Linked DNA regions of Mus musculus: region 1 is linked to region 2. The links are chromatin loops, found by intact Hi-C in ENCODE. Cell type or tissue: heart. All regions are shown on one strand. Links, peaks and the distances in the headings refer to the core of each region. The heading gives the core; the rest is flanking DNA. Region 1 overlaps Cpeb2 (cytoplasmic polyadenylation element binding protein 2). Region 2 holds the start of Bod1l (biorientation of chromosomes in cell division 1-like).

The links. Hi-C counts contacts between places; a loop is a spot of excess contacts. Peaks named below come from ENCODE experiments on the same cell type or tissue, not always from the same donor. Only the 100,000 strongest peaks of a DNase experiment are listed, where the experiment ranks them.
Region 1: it touches region 2 in a loop (3-fold over the local background); 6 of 42 quality-filtered maps call a loop at or near these places.

Annotation. Positions count from the first base shown.
Region 1 is chr5:43,239,859-43,248,195 of GRCm38, reverse strand. It overlaps Cpeb2 (cytoplasmic polyadenylation element binding protein 2), which reads right to left. Exons shown (of 12, transcript NM_001368806.1): 4 at 3,520-3,610. Among named protein-coding and RNA genes, the nearest start is that of Gm7854, 8.7 kb to the right of the region's middle. In heart, for the core only: no CTCF peak of the experiment used is centred there; no DNase peak of the experiment used is centred there; H3K27ac peaks cover 589 bases.
Region 2 is chr5:41,840,819-41,849,155 of GRCm38, reverse strand. Bod1l (biorientation of chromosomes in cell division 1-like) reads left to right here and starts at 4,841. Exons shown (of 26, transcript NM_001310601.1): 1 at 4,841-5,224. The coding sequence starts at 4,988. In heart, for the core only: a CTCF peak has its summit at 4,739; DNase peaks (open chromatin) are centred at 3,825 and 4,795; H3K4me3 peaks cover 2,933 bases; H3K27ac peaks cover 1,874 bases.

The sequences.
Region 1 (8,337 bases), core at 45-8,044, 1.4 Mb before region 2:
TAGCATTGGGACCGTCATTAGAAATAGTGTGTCAGCAGAGAGATCACACTGCACATAAATAAAGCAGTTGGGTCAGAAGCATTCAGGCCGAGCAAAGCACATCACAGTGTGTTAGTGTTTCTGATTCCCCAGCAAAGGACAGCACATGTCTGACAACACTGAATGAGCCAACAGTGTCATGTGGCCCTCAACAACAAGCTGAGAGCAGTCTTTCAGTTCTCCAAAAGTTAAAATCTCATATATGCCTCTCCATGAAATAACACTTTCTCCCAACAATTCTTCATTGCTCTACTCCAGCTTTGTATCAGAATTGCCTTTATTCCACACATAAGTTAGGGATAACTTTCCACATACCCTCTCTCTACACATCTTACTCCTCCTCCATGGTATTTCCAACTCCTCTATATATTTATAGTTTGGTATATGGTCTCTATCTTTCCCCAGAAGGCTATACTTTGCACATGGATAGAGAACTTGGCTTTCTTCACAGTATACATCCTCACAGTGCAGTCGGCAAAGGATAAAGTTGTCACAGTCAGTGCCATCTCTGGCTGCCACCATTTACTATCTGTATATCTCCAACAAGATGAGAGAGCTTTCCTATCGCTATACTAGACCATAAAAACCTCCTTCTTAACTTTTGAAATGGGTGCTGGAAAAGGGAAGGAGCTAGAGCAAAGGATTTTCGATGACAGTGAGCTGAGAGGTTGTTTCTGTGAGTGAAGTCCCTTACATCTTAGTGAGATCAGTACTTTTCACATTCTATTCACCGTCTCAACTACTTGCTCTCTGCTCATAACCACTTTGAATAGCTTATGTTTTCCTTTAAACTTATGAATGGAAGTAAATGAGAAATTATAGATTTGCCTTTGACTCCTCAAGAATACAGTGTCCACAAAGGTTCCCACCAGTGCTTGCCTCTTCCTAATTACAGATCCTGAGCCATATCTGGTCAGTTGTTAGGATACCATGCAAATGATGGTGTGAGACATCTGAGGCTAGGCTCTAGGACACAGACATTCACACGGATCTGTGCACTCACTCTGGGCAGCAAGGGGCCGGGGACAGGACGAGGTAGCACTAGCAGCCGTGCTGTGATAAGGATAAAGCAGGCCTGTGGAGAGGTCTACATGGCAAGGAGCTGAGGTTCCGTTTTCTCCAGTAGCTTTACACTAAATTTCTAATCACACAGAAAGGACTCCTTCAGACTAACCGAGGGGTCACACTGTAGGATCAACAAACCTCTTGGCTGCTACCTCATAAGACCCTTAGCCAGAAATAAGTTGTTTCCCAATTCTAACCTTTAGAGATTATGTAAGAAGGGTGATTATTGTTAATGTTTTAAGTTAATTCTGAGTTGTTCTGCAGCACTAGACAAGTAATACAATCTCTTATTACAATAGAAAGAGAACAAGGAGCTCATTTTGAAATTTGCACTCTCCGAATCCTGTCTATTGGTAGATCTCTTGAGGAAGACTAAGCAAATACTGGTTTCAGGAGACATTTTATGAGAAACACAAATGCAGTCTGTGTCCTAAGCAGCGGAAATGATTTTCCGAGATAAAAAGACAAGAGAAGACTGGGCGCTGCCCTGAACATGAGGGAGGGAAAGATGGGGAAACAATAATCACATCAGGTACCCCAGCTGCTTACTTTGTTTGCCATAGCTCTGCTTAGACAGACTGTGTAGAGGTCCAGCATCGCCGCCCCCATATAAAGGCAGTGGTCCCAAAGTGTGGAGAAAGAAAATGCATGCTAAGCAGGAACCAGTGGCATGAGCCAGCAGGCGGAGGAGGAAGACATCAAGCAGGAGCGTTCAGCTAACGGTGTTGATAGCTACACAGCGGCAGCATAGGCAGCCTTATGTCTTTATACTATGCGGAGATGTTTTCCCAAAGCTTCTTTTCCCTTTCTTGACATAATACATATGAAAAATAAATTATCCCAGTTAGAAACAGAAACTGGCTAACATGGTGATCCCTAAAACTTGCAGGACTTCAATCCTCTCTCTTTTTCAGAGCCTAAGATGCCTTTCCTAACAAATTGAATGAATTCCTTTTAATTTTGAAGTCATTGCTCTCAGCACATGCTGCTGCTGCAGCATTTCCCTCCTGGCCCTCTCTAGATGCCCTTCTACTTTGTAGGATGCCTAGGCTAAAGAAACATGATAATGAGTAGTGTGGCGGTGGGCATTTTCTCTAGCATCTTCCAGAAGCCTTGCTAAGAAAGATCAGGGGAAATAAGTAAGGAAAAGCTTTTCCTCATCTATGGTAACAGTGAACTATCTTGACTTTGTGCTAGGAGTTTTTCTTTCTAAAGAAAACGGAATTTTAATAAAGTTCTTAGTTGTAAGCTGTTAACAATTGTATTCTTTCTTGTATGCCTGCGTTTACTTTGAGACAGTCTTGCTACCTAGCTCAGGCTGGCAGTGAACTGGTGATCTTCCAGCCTCAGTCTCCTGAGTCATGTGCCACCACGCCCAGTGTAAACTCTATTCTGAAATGGAAGACCCGAGGTAAGCAATACTCATTTTGAAAAAGAACAAGACCTCATACAGAGAGCCTAAAAATATATGAGGCAAAGATCAACAACAAAACCCATAAGAAAACAATGAAAAAATCCAAAGCATAACCTTATTAATTTGAGGAACTGTCACTAGTGTATACCAACAATAGCACAGTCCTTAAAATGACAGGATTAGGAAGACAAAAGGACTCAAGTAAGATTCTTAGACATCCCATTGCTGTTATCAACTTACTTGGCAACAAAAAGTTGTTCGTGGGGCAAACATTTCTAAGAAAATTACCTTTCTAGATTAAAACTTCAGATTTAAAAAAAAAATTCATGATTCTGAGCCAAGGAGGAGTTCTGAACTAGACACAACAGTTAGTATACTAGTAAATTCACAATACACTACTCTGCTGGCTACTTACTGATTTGTCACCTTGACACAAGCTAGACTCATGTGACAATAGGGAATCAATTGAGAAAATGCCTCCATAAATTTGCTGATTGATCGATTGATGGATTGATGGATTGGGTGGACCCAGCCCATTATTGATGGTGTCATCCTTGGGCAGGAGGTGCTGGATTGTATAAGAAAGCAAGCTGAGCAAGCCATGAGAAGCAAGCAAGCAAGCAGTGCTATCCCAAGGTCTCTGCTTCTGATCCAGCCGCCCAGGTTCTTGTCCTGAGTTCCTGTCTTGACTCCCCTTGTGATGTACTAAAGTTCTAAGATAAATGCTTTCCTCCCCAACTTGTTTTGACTATGATATTTTATCATAGCAATAGAAACTTTAGCTAAAACGTAGACAACTAATACCTCTCTTTCCTCAAGGTGATTCAATTACAAGATTTTTACCACTATAAAACAGACAAGTGACAGAAAAATTACACGCATGAAGTAAGAATGTTAATGAAATTTCTTCATTTATCAGTTAGTTTATATATAAGTGCTAATTTTCCATAAGCAGTCAAACCAATATGTATATGAAATCGAAGCTATAAAATGCTACCTACCCTTGAGAGGATCGTGCTCTGCTCTCATGATATCAATAAGGGAATTTTCCAGAGAGTGCATATTCAAGCTATCATACATTCTACTTCGATCCTGGAAGACAGAAAAAGAAAAGATATAAGATCTATGTAATCTTAAAGAAAGTTAAAAATATTATATAATATAATCTTTCTCACATAAAATGGAACAATTTATTAATACATTATCATTTAACTTGTATCCCAAGAAAATACTGATACTTAAAACACATTCACCTCTAAAATATATAAAAATTAATGTAATTTCATTGGCAGTATTAACTGAATGCAGTGAAATAATCTCTGATCATTTTTATAAATATTATGCACAAAAACACATTTTCAGTTGCTTCACATTTTTCTCATGTTTAGGAAGGCAGATAAAAGCACTTGGAAAATAATTATCTTGGAGAAGAATTTAACAATTGCACCACACTTTAAACATCTATCAGATACTTAGAAGTGACTTAGTCATCTAAATTGTAAAACAATGAATGCATAAACATCCTATACACTGAACTCTGTAAGACACTAGTATCAGAAAAAAGGATGAATGTCTAGTGTGTTTACACTCAACTCTCACTCACCAAAGTGCTTCCACAGTTTACAATTTTCCCTCTCCCAGCTCCACTGCAGAAGGCAGGCAGGCAAAAGGAGGGAGAGGAAAGGTGCTCACATTCCCATATCCCCAACTGAGAACTGCCTTCTGTACTGTCAGTAGCCTTGTTTGCTCAAAGCACAATCCCTTGCTTGCTTGAAAGCTCTGGTGCCTATATATGTAAGTATATATATATATATATATATATATATATATATATATATATATATACACATACTCAATGAATATGGAATGAAATATATGGGAAACTAGCTAAACATGCTAAGGCCCATATCCTCCAAAGAGTCTGGAAGTCTTTTCCCAAAATATGTCAATGCCACCACCAACTGTATGCTATATACACAAATGCACAAATTCATGCACACATGGGGGAGGCAGGATAGATCATCCCAAACTCTCAAAATTGATACAGCACTGATTAACCTGGATCCACATTTCAAGTGACACTATAAGTCTCTAGGATTTTATGTACCCATAGGTAATTTACACATATTATTTTCTTAAAAAAAAAAAGGTTTATAGCTTTCATCATTTTCCATTGGGACCAACAAACATTCAGATCTAGGTCTTTAGAGAGCTAAAGAGAAACATAGGTTTGTTTATGTATTCCCCTTTGATGTTTAACTAGGGTTGTATGCTTTTTAAAGCTAGGGAGCCAGAAGCAGCACAGCAGACTAAACAAGGTGCTCTCAAGGAATTAGGAAGGGTGAGGAGTAACACTGAATGATGCAAAGACGCTAGAGAGGAGGCTCATGTTCTAACTTTATCACCAAGCACCACCCAATGAGTGAGCTTTAACTGAAAGATCCTCAACATACAACATACCCATCTACAACACTCTTCACTAGAACAAGTGAACTTGGTAAGGGGGGGGGCGGGGCAAAACAAAGAGAATAATGAAATATAGCAGTGCTATCCAGAACTGAACATGTGTCAGAACTCGATGAAAGGCAGGTTAGTACACACTGGTGCACCTTTCCTGGGTCTTATTCAGCAGTTCTTAGGTAACAGTGAAGCTACTGGCCAGACATTATAAACAGCATTAAGCTTTATGATCCTCTACACCACAGAACCTCTTTATACTCTGTCTCCATCTTCTAGAAAATGACCATGTCAGAGTAAATGGTGCCTATAGGCCACTTAAAATTGTAGAAAAAAAGCAAAAGTACTATAACAATAAATGACATAAAGTGGAAGAAAGAAGAAGAAGATGGCCTTTGTGCAAACAAGACCAACACAGTTACTACTGTCTTCATTCCCACTGACTCTGTTTCTACCCTACAGTGTGTGCAAGGAATGTGTTTGTGTTTCCGGATCCTACCACTAAACTTCGAAAGTAATTAAAGCTGGGTTCCTTCTAATCACACATCTAGCTCTCAAATGTCTGTTAAGTACTTCTTTATCTCTGCCATAAAATCTCTATAAAATATGTAAGTTGAGCTGTTTGAGTGGAAAGACTACTATTAAAATGGTAATTATAAAGGACTAAATCCAACCCTCTCCTGAACCTGCTAAGTGATTAAACTGGGGCAAGTATCAAATACCAAAACAGCTTTGCTAGCAAATGAATTTCTAGCTACTGAATGGATCCATGTTATAGTTGAGAACTATTCTTTTCAAGAGACAGTTTAAAACAAATCACATTTAATGATGAACATTCGGCTATAAAACAAAGATGTGCCCTTCTAAGATAAGGATACTAAGTAAAAGATTTACTCAACTAAATTGTCACCAGTTTAAAACTATAAGGAAGACGAGGCAATTCAGCAATAAAAGATGCACACAGCAATCCTGACAGACTAACAAATACAGAAAGTCGTGGCAATGCATCTTATAGTTATCACTGCATGGCTATTTGAAAGTCACTAAGACGTTTCAGAACATTAGACTCTGGGGACAAATCCATAAAGCATCTTTTCTACAGTACAAAAACAACCTGGTAATAAATTAAGTGGCGTTTTACAGAAATAAGGCAATAGAGCCCCATAGTAAGAAGATAAAAATAGAATAACTGAAAAACCTATCGTTGCTTCTTAAAGTCTATTGTTTATGCTACTATCTTTCTTTACCCATACACTAGCCACAAGCTTGTATGGGGAAAAAGGCAGGCATATTATATTTTAACTTTAAAGTTAAGGCAGTAAACACCCTGGGAAAGCACCCACTGCTCAAACACAGTTGGGAAAAAGCATTCTTCTTCTCTGTTGGCCATGTGTGAGTTTAAAGCTCTCTGTTTTCTGAAGTTCAGGGTCCCTGCAGTAAGGCCACTGTGTCATGACACGCTGGCCTTACTCTCCTATCACACACTGATTCTCAGGAGAGCTCACAAAAGAGTCAAGTGACATATTTTCCTAAAACAAGATCTTCAAATTGTGATTTATTTTACATTATATCATTTTGGATGTTTGATTTGTAAAAAATATTTCCAATTAATTCAAGGTAATATCCAGGATGTACAGTAAATATCCAGCACTGAAAACGGCCCAGCAGGCTGCAGACCAATATATATTGATAGGTTTCTCAGGATGTACTGCAGAAGTGACACATATCAAAAGTGAACAATAAATAACCTTAGTTAAAAGGAAATTGACTCTGATTTAAAACATTTAAAACATTTTACGTATTTACAAATGAACATACTTTCTAAAAAAAATCTCAGTGAAAATTCTATTTTGAGGAAATTAATAAGTTACAGTTTTAAGCATGATTTCTTACTAAATGGTAAAAGCATTCTCAAATTTATGGATTTTGGGCACATCTACTATAGTTTCAGTTCTCAGGAGATAGAGGCAGGGACACCTCAAAGTTAAGACCAGCTTGAGCTATAAAGTAGCAGCTTACTCTCAAAAACAAAGAAGAAAGCTTAGCTTGAGAGAAGTCAGTAGAGAGATCTACTAAGGGGACCGGGCAGGTAGCTCAGTTGGTTAGGTGCTTGCCTCACAAGCATGAGGTACAACCCCCAAACCCATGCAAAATCTGTCATGGTGGAGAGTTCTTATGATCCCCAAGCTGGGAGGTAGAGGAAGGAGGGTGCCTGGGACTCACTGGCCAGTCATCCTTGCCTAATTGGTCACCAATTCCAAGGGATGACACCTCTTCATCCTCATGTGCATATGTGCACACACCTTACACACATGCATAACTCATGTGCATATGTGCACACACCTTACACACATGCATACACTCATGTGCATATGTGCACACACCTTACACACATGCATACATACACACACTAAAAAAAAAACTGACAATAATTTTTAAAGTCAGTAGTGGACATAATTTACATGTGCTTTAAAAATATTTTAAATTTGAAGTTTTCCCATAAAAATATTAAAAACAAAAACATCAATCCATAAAATTTTACTTGAAACAAATGACATAAATTAACCTTTGAAAATATTTCTTCCATTCAATTACATGTTCAAATCTTGTTGTAGGTCATGGCTGAAGCATCCTTAATTAAGATATTAGGTCTGTAATTTATTTTAGTGTAGACCTGATTCATTTCAGACTAAAGGAAATAAGTTACATTGTTTAAAATAATGTACTTGTTAATAAAAAGTGTATGATCACAAAAATAAAAACTAGCTCTGATATTAACATAATTGATCATTCTAAATATTTTAATCTTTCTGAATACTGAGGAGTTACTTCACATTTATTTTGAGCTACCAGTGTCAGTTTACCTAGCCTCTGTTGTGTTTTCTAGAACTCCAAACACTACACGCTTTTATGGAAAGATAGAAACAGAAAAGAAGTATAATGACTGACTACTTAAAGAAGGCAATAAGGTTATATATATATTTGCATTGTCTGAATTCAAGGCTTTAGTCTCCCAAGCCTGTTATATATTTTGAAAAAGCAATACAGTCAGTGTTAGGAGAACTGGGAGACCAGGGAAAAAAAGAAAAGGCCAAACAGATCAGAGGCTGTGTAAGAGTTGGCCTACAAAGGTTTTGCACGGTATAATTCAAGGTCCTTCTTTATAGACGAGGCTATGACCTAGAGATAAAAGCCATAACCAGTGGTAAAGAATACAGGTAAGAAGATGACTCAGGTTTGGATTGCCTTGCCTTCCAAATCACTTATATTCCCATCAGTCATCTATTTTCATCCACCACTGAACTCGCCATCACAGCATCACAGCACTTCTGTACAAACACTAATTGCTCAGCAGTTTCCCA
Region 2 (8,337 bases), core at 191-8,190:
GAGCAATCGTTATAAAACTGCATGGTATTGGTATAGAAATAGACACATTGATCAACAAAATCGAATCAAAGACCCAGAAATAAACCCATGCATCTATGGATACTTGATTTTTTATAAAGAAGTCAAATCCATACAATGAAAAAAAATGAAAATATCTTCAATAAATAGTGCTGAACTAACTGGATGTCTACATGTAGAAGAATTAAAATACTTATCATTCTGTACAAAACTCAAGTCAAAGTGGATAAAGCACCTCAACATAAAACTGGATACACTAAATTTCATAGAAGAGAAAGTTGAAAATGCCCTTGAACATATCGGTACAGGAGACAAGTTCCTGAACAGAACACTAATGACGCAGGCTCTGAGATCAATATTTGAAAAATAGGACCTCATGGAACTGCAAAGCTTTTGTAAGGCAATGGACACTGTCAATAGGACAAATAGTCAGCCCACAGATTGGGAAAGGATCTCGCCAACACTACATCTGATAGAGGGATAATAACCAAAATTTAGAAAGAACTCAAGAAATTAGACACTCAACCCAATTTTAAAAGGGGGTATAGAATTAAGCAGAGAATTCTCAACAGAGGAATCTCAAATGACCGAGAAGCACTTAAAGAAATGTTCAAAGTTCTTAGTCATCAGAGAAATGCAAATCAAAACAGTTCTGAGATTCCATCTTACACCCATCAGAATGGCTAAGATCAAAAACTCAATAGATAGCATATACTGGTGAGGATGTGGAGCAAGGAGAACACTCCTCCATTGCTGGTGGGAATGCAAACTTGTACAACTACTTTGGAAATTAATTTGACATCTTCTCAGAAAGCTGGGAATAGTTTTACCTCAAGACTCAGCTATATCACTCCTGGGCATATACATAAAATATGCTCCAACATCTCACAAAGACACTTAGTCAACTATGTTCATAGCAGTTTTATTCATAATAGTCAGAAACTGGAAACAACCCAGGTGTCCCTCAACTAAAGAATAGATACAGAAAATGTGGTACATCTACACAATGGAATACTATCCAGCTATTAAAATCAAAGACATCATGAGTTTTGCAGGCAAATGGATAGAACTTGAGAATTACCTCATTCTCAGTGAGGTAACCCAGTCCTAAAAGGGCATGTATGGTATATACTCACTTATAAGTGGATATTAACCATAAAACACAGGTACCATGTTACACTCCACAGACCAAAGAAGCTAAACAAAGAGGCCCAAGCAAGAATGCTTGACTCTCACTTAGAAGGGGAAATAAAATAATCATAAGAGGCAGATGGAGGGAGGGACCTGAATGGAAGGGAAGGGGGAGGGGAACACGGAGTTCAGGATCAGGTGTGGGGAAGGACAGGAGAGATGGCCATGAAAATGAATGGAGATCTTCAATTGACAGGAGTGAGGAGGTCAGGGGTTGGGGGTGGGGGGAACATCTCCAGGACAAGACATGGCACCCAAGAATCAATGGTGGTGACCTTTGCTGTGACTCACTACACGGGGGATATGGAACCTGAAGAGGACATTTCCTGTATTGAGACAGGAACTCCAGTGGAGTGATAGAAACACCAAACCCACCCACAAATCTTTCAACCCAAAATTTATTCTGTCTGCAAGTAATGCAGGCACGTAAGAGGGAACCGAAACTTAGGAAATGGTCAACCAATAACTGGCCCAACTTGAGACCCATCTAATGGTCAAGCACCAATCCCTGACACTATTAATGATTCTCTGATATGCTTGCAGACAGGAGTATGTTGTCCTCTGAGAGGCTCCACTCAGCAGCTAACTTAGACAGAGATACCCAGAGCCAAACAGTGGATGAAGCTTGGGCACTCTTACAGAAGAATAGGGGGAAGGATTGCAGGCCGGAAGGGGGTAGGAACTCCACAGGAAGACCAACAGAGCCAACTAACTTGGTCCCTTGGGGCTCTGAGAGTCTGAACCACCAACCAAAGAGCATACACAAGCTGGGTCTAGGCCTCCCCTCTCAGATGTAACAGATGTACAGCTTGACCTTCATGTGGGTCCTGAAGGACTGGAATGGGGGGCTATCCCCAAAGCTGTTGCCTGTACATGGGATATATTCTACTAGCCAGGTTGCCTTGTCTAGCATAAGAGGAAGAAGAAGTGTCTAGCCTCAGAGAGACTTGAAGTGCCAGGGTGGGGGTATACCAGGGGGCCCCATCTGCTCAGGGGAGAAGGTGAAGGGGGTGGAAGAACTGTAGGATAGGGTGACTGGGAGAAGGGCAGTGAGCAGGATGCAAAGTGAATAAGTAAAAAATAAAATAAGCCAGTCCGGAGTACACAAAGTAAACAGGGCCACTGGCAAGAACTACTTAAATAGCTTTCTAAAAATAAAAATTGAACTGTGCCCCCTTCCCTTTTCTTCGGGTAACTGTAATACCCAGCCCTAGAATCTGCCCTCAAACAGAAAGAAAAAGTGCCTTTGAGACAGGCCAACGGTACAGATCGGTGACCTGGATTCTTCTCAGTCTGTCTGGGAAGTTTTTCAAGGCTAGAGCATTGCTCGAGATACATTGTATCTCCTATGTGAGATCAGTATAACTGGAGCTCCAGAATGCAAGCACTCTACTTCTAAGATTTCAGTAAGTCAAGCATCACACAGTTTAGAATATCAATCAGAAATTATCTAATTTATCATCAACTTATACCTGCATATATTTCAGAACTGATTTAGCACCTTTTGTATATTATATGTAAATAATATTTTAAAATTCTTTTTAAAAAGATTTTATATTTAATTTATGTATGTGTATATTTATTGTATGTATATAAGTATGCTGTCTTCACACACACCATAAGAGGGGATCGGATCCCATTACAGATTGTTGTGATCCACATTGTGGTTGTTTGAAATTGATCTCAGGACCTCTGGAAGAGTAGCCAGTCCTCTTAGCCTGGAGCCACAAATTCTTTTTAGCAACAAATACCTTTTATTAATTTTCAAAGTTTAGTCATTGTGCCTAATTAAATTTGTGAAGTTTTTCAGTTTTATGGATGATTCTTAGCTATTTTGGAAACGTTGAATTAATTAGGTATATACTTATATACCAAATAAACATTAAGTCTTTTTATATTATATACACACTTGACAACAGCACTTAGTGTATTGCATTTCACTGTTAGTACACTAGGAAAAACAAGTTATAATCTCATCTTGTTGTGAAAACTTATTTTGAAAAATATTTACAAAAAGAAAATTATACTAGGCAGGTGTGGTGGTACACACCTTTAATCCCCAGCACTCTGGAGACACAGCCAGGTAGATCTAAATATTGAATTCAAGGCCAGTGAAATCTACACGGCTAGACCTTGTCTCAAAAAGGAAAAAAAAAAAAAAAAAAAAAGGAACGAAGAAAGGGAGAAAGGAAGGAATTAAATTATACTTTACACCACTTTAAACTTGACTGCTTTTTTTATGTTTTTTTTTTCTTGTTGTTTGTCTCTTTTTAATTTTTTGTTTTGATTTGTTTTTGAGACAGAATTTCTCTGGCTGTCCTGGAACTCTGTAGACCTGTAGACTGGAGGGGCCTTGAACTCAAGAGATTTGCATGCCTCTGCTTCTGGATTAAAAGCACCACCACTCAGCTTTAAGAACAGATTTTAAAGACAACGCCGTCCCAGGTCAGGCGATTTCCCCCCCGCTGTGCAACTCTGTATGATTTACGTGGTTTCCTGATGTGCAAATTGGAATTAGTAGAATGTCTGAGTGTAACTACTGCTACAATGAAACACCAGGGCCAAAAGCAACTGGGGTGCGGGGTGCGGGCAATTTGGTTTATACTTTCATTATCACTGTTCATTCTCATCAGAGGAAGTCAGGACAGGAACTCAAACAGGGCAGGAACCTGGAGGCAGAAGCCAAGGCAAGGGTCCTGGAGTACTCGAGTAGCTTGCTCCCTCTGGCTTACTCTGCATACTTTCTTACAGAACTCAAGACCACCAGCCTAGGGGTAGCCCCCTCCAATGGACTGGACCCTCCTACATCAATTAATTAGTTAATCCTACATTAATTAAGAAAACATCCCACAGGCTTGCCTAGAGCCAGATCTTAGGGAGGCATTCTTCTTAACTAGGGTGCTCTCCTCATAGATGACTCTAGCTTGTGTCAAGGTGACATAAAACTAGCCCGATCATACAAGGACTCAGTCTTAGGTGTCACCCAAGGACTAAACGCCTTAACGCGTGTACGGGTCATGCCTGAGACACAACTCTATACAGATTTCACTCGCTAGTACCGTCATGTGCAGCAAAACCCTCGTAGCTTACTTAAGAGACAGTAATGGGAGGTTGTAGGTTGGAGCAAGTGAGATAGACACACCAGAAGAATGGGATGGGTGGGTGGAAAAAGAAAGAAAGAAAGAAAGAAAGAAAGAAAGAAAGAAAGAAAGAAAGAAAGAAAGAAAGAAAGAAAGAAAGAAAGAAAGAAAGAAAGAAAGAAAGAAAGAAAGAAAGAAAGAAAGAAAGAAAGAAAGAAAGAAAGAAAGAAAGAAAGAAAGAAAGAAAGAAAGAAAGAAAGTCCACGGCTGCTTCGCACTGCGGCGGGCTTGGGGCAGCCGCAACAGTGAAACTAAACCAACGCTTCACTCCTGCCTCCTCTGAGCTGAAGCTACAGGTGGAGAGCCAGCGGGCGCACGCTCCTACCCGGCTCTCTGTTTCGCTCCCCGGCGGCAGCCGCCACCACAACTTGTTCCCGCCCGTCTCAGCCTCGTGAGGGCGCCCGCGCCTCGAGGCGGCTGGAATTGGCCCGCCGCGGCCCCGGTAGCCAGACTTGAGTTGCTGCTGTCACCGCCTTTTCCTCCTTTCCCTCAGTTCCTTTTCACTTCCGGGGTTGCTCTAGATCCGCTGGTTCCGTAACAACATCCCGTTGGCTTCCCTCAGGCGGCGGGACCTGTGTAGCCGCCTTCCTCGGAGCGCCTGCCCGCCTGGGCTCGCGGGCTCCCCGGTCCGGGACGCCATGGCCACCAACCCGCAGCCGCAGCCACCGCCGCCCGCGCCTCCGCCGCCGCCACCGCAACCACAGCCGCCGCCTCCGCCGCCTGGCCCTGGGGCTGGCCCGGGAGCGAGCGGGCCGGGAAGCGCGGGGGCTGGTGCTGGGGACCCGCAGCTCGTTGCCATGATCGTAAACCACCTCAAGAGCCAGGGGCTCTTCGACCAGTTCCGCAGGGACTGCCTGGCCGATGTGGACACCAAGGTGCGGGGCTAGAGCGGCGGGCGGCGCGGGGAGTGGGGTCCCGTGTGCTCCGAGGGGCGACTTCCCCGAGCCGGACCCTCGGGACTGTCTTGCATACAGGGCTCCTTTTGCAGCTGCTTCGTTTGTTGATTTGTTTGTTTGCTTGTTTGTTTGTTTGTTAGACTTGCGGCGGTGTGCCATGCACTCTGCAAGTCTTGGAATGTTCATTCATTCCCCTGCCCTTGTGTTCCTTTCTCCGGCTAGAAACACTAGCCTGGAATGCCTATTATGTGCCAGGCAATGCTTGGCCTTAGCTAGTATACCACTGTGGTAAGCAAGACCCAAGTCGTTCCTAGGGAGACTGGTTTAGAAGCACTAAGGCAAACGGGACTCGGTTTAGAGTTCATTCTTTTGTTTTTCGAGACAAGGTTTCTCTGTGTAGCCCTGGCTGTCCTGGAACTCTGTAGACCAGGCTGGCCTTGAATTCAAATCCGCCTGCCTCTGCCTCCCAAGTGCTGGGATTAAAGGCGTGTGCCACCACTACCTACTTACTTTTTTCACCTAAATTGGTTTTTTTTTTCTACCAAAAGTTTCTTCGGCTTGTAAATGCAACAAATGTAGCGTTTGCAGATATCGTAAAACGGTAAGGCAACGATTTACAATGTATTTTGCTGGATGTTGAGGGGCGGGTGAACTTGCAAAGGTAGAGAGGCAAAGTTGGGCAGAGAAAAAAAGTGGGTTGGGAGATGGGACTGTCGTTTGATCTTTTGCAATGGCTGCCTGGCTTAGTAGTTTACTAAGATGAGAAGAGGCAGACAGACAGACAGACAGACAGAGAGAAAGAGAGGTATAGCGCATGGAGCCAGCCATTCCGTTGGAAATCTGTGGAGAGGAAATGACAGCAACTTGAAGTGAAAGAAGGAAAGGGGAGGGGGTGTGTGTTAGGTTATATGTTAGGAGACAGAGGACAGAGAGGCAAGGGTCAGCAGAAAGGTTCCCTAACCAAGCAGAAGGGGAGGGCTGCAGGCACCCAGCACCGACGTGGAAGCGAGCTTTAGCAGGGAAACTGTCATCTTGGCAGCAAGCCAAGGTTGCAGGACTAAGTCAGTGAAGTTGGTGAAAAGCTATGAAAGTGTGTCTGGAAGCAGGCGAAGGGAGAGGTGTTGGTTCCTCTTGTGGGGTATTTGTTGCTTTCATTTGGTTTTGTTTGGGGGTTTGTGTATCTGTTTACTTTTGCTTCAGTGTGGGTTGGTCTGTTGGATTGGAGTTGTGATGATGTAAGGTTTTTTTCAGACTGGCAGATCTGAATGAAGAACCTTTAAAAGAGGGGTGCTTGCAGCATCTGCATATCCTTGAGCTTTGAGGTCACCAGCACACAGCTCTGTCATCTCCTCTGTAATAAGTCCTCCGAACAACCTGAGGATATCTTCTCCAAGGACTCTGGTCCTGGGCCCGTTCCCGTAGCCTTTCCAAAATGTTGTAGGTTTTATTCACAGGGACTTCAATTAATTGAATGTGTATAGGTAGTATAATCTTCCCTTGCTTAGGGACTATCACGGCCATATTATAAAGTCCTTGCTGTTGCCTTTTGAAAAGTATTTTAATAGGAAAATATTAGGCATGGTCAGGTAAATGTTTCCCCATATAAAGCTAGTTGTTTGCAAGCAACAGGTGGGTATTACACTTTGATGTTCTTAGAAATCTGTGTGTTTGTTTTGTCACTGTGTATATTGTGTATAATAAATTTAATGTTTTAATATTTTGATGACAGGTGCAGTTTTTACAATTCAACCTGTTATTTATCTCATCTCCATTAAATATTACCATTGTCTGTGGTATCCCTGCCCAAACTTCTAAAAGTAGATTATTAAAATGTTCCTTGGGTGAAAGAAGAAAAATTGGTATGGCAGTGTAAGGAAAGCTAGGCCTTTCTCGTCAAAAGTGCTGTTTTCAATAGTTGACAGTAGTTGACTGGAGGTACTTTCATGTGGTTCAACCTTGTGCTATGTATAGAGAGGGACCACAGAATGTTCTTCTGTAGATAAAAAGCTTACGCTAGATAAGAGTGGAACAGAGAAGACACTCTCTTCCCAGAGAGCAGCACAGCGGGGCATAGTTGCTGAATCTCCTCGATAATCATTCCTTCTCTCTTCCCCTCCGTACCACTGTTTCTACCCCCCCCCCCCCATCTTCCTCACCCTTAGATAACAGATGTGTTGGTTTTAACTTAAAATATTTATAATTAAATCACATTTCTATTTTTCCTAATATGTAAAATGCAAAAGAATACTACTTAGGAATGTAGCATTTATAACAACACAATGAGTAGGCCAAAATAGAGGTACTATTCCCTACTCATATAAAGGACTGTCACTTTAATGGAACTCTTGAGTCTCATCTGCCACTTGTAGGAAGTATGGTATTCTTCACAACTGAACATGAAAGACTGGCCTGCTTTCCACCTGAAAGTCTTCCCTGTGGTATATAGGCTATGAACAGTCGGTGGATTGTGTCAGGCACATACATGTGTAACAGTAGCAGGTGCTGTCTTAGACAGTCTTCCATTCCGTGTGTCCACACCAGGGTGAGAGGTACCAGTGTCTACTTCCACTCCTGGAGCCAACAAACATAACTCTCCTGGTAGGCCTCCAGTGGTCCTGAAGCAAGAGTGTTTCTATGGCAGATTGACTATCATTCTTGAAAGAGCTGTAGCCTTGGACAGCTCCAACATCTAGCTACTCCACTAAGGCTGCTCTTTCTAGACAACTAGTCATCAGGTGTCTGACTCAAGCTGTGTGGCTTGAAAGCCATCCTGGCCCCTTTTTATTGACTATCCACAGGAGAATGAAGAGGGACAATTGAGAGGCCCAGCATTGTGTCCTAGACAAGAATCTGATGGACCAAGAAAATTCAGCCTCAATTTTGATGACTGGTGAAGGTAGTTTTGGATACTTTCACAATTATGAATGGCTTCTGGTCAGTTAGTTCATGGATCAAATAGTATTCATTGTTCAAATCTTACATACCAGACATTTTAGAAGCTGGAAATACAACGGTAAACTAGAGTTCTGCTGCTTCACAGTTCATCCTAGCAGAGGAAAAAGAAAGTAAGTAGTGTATAATCAGCTCTGATT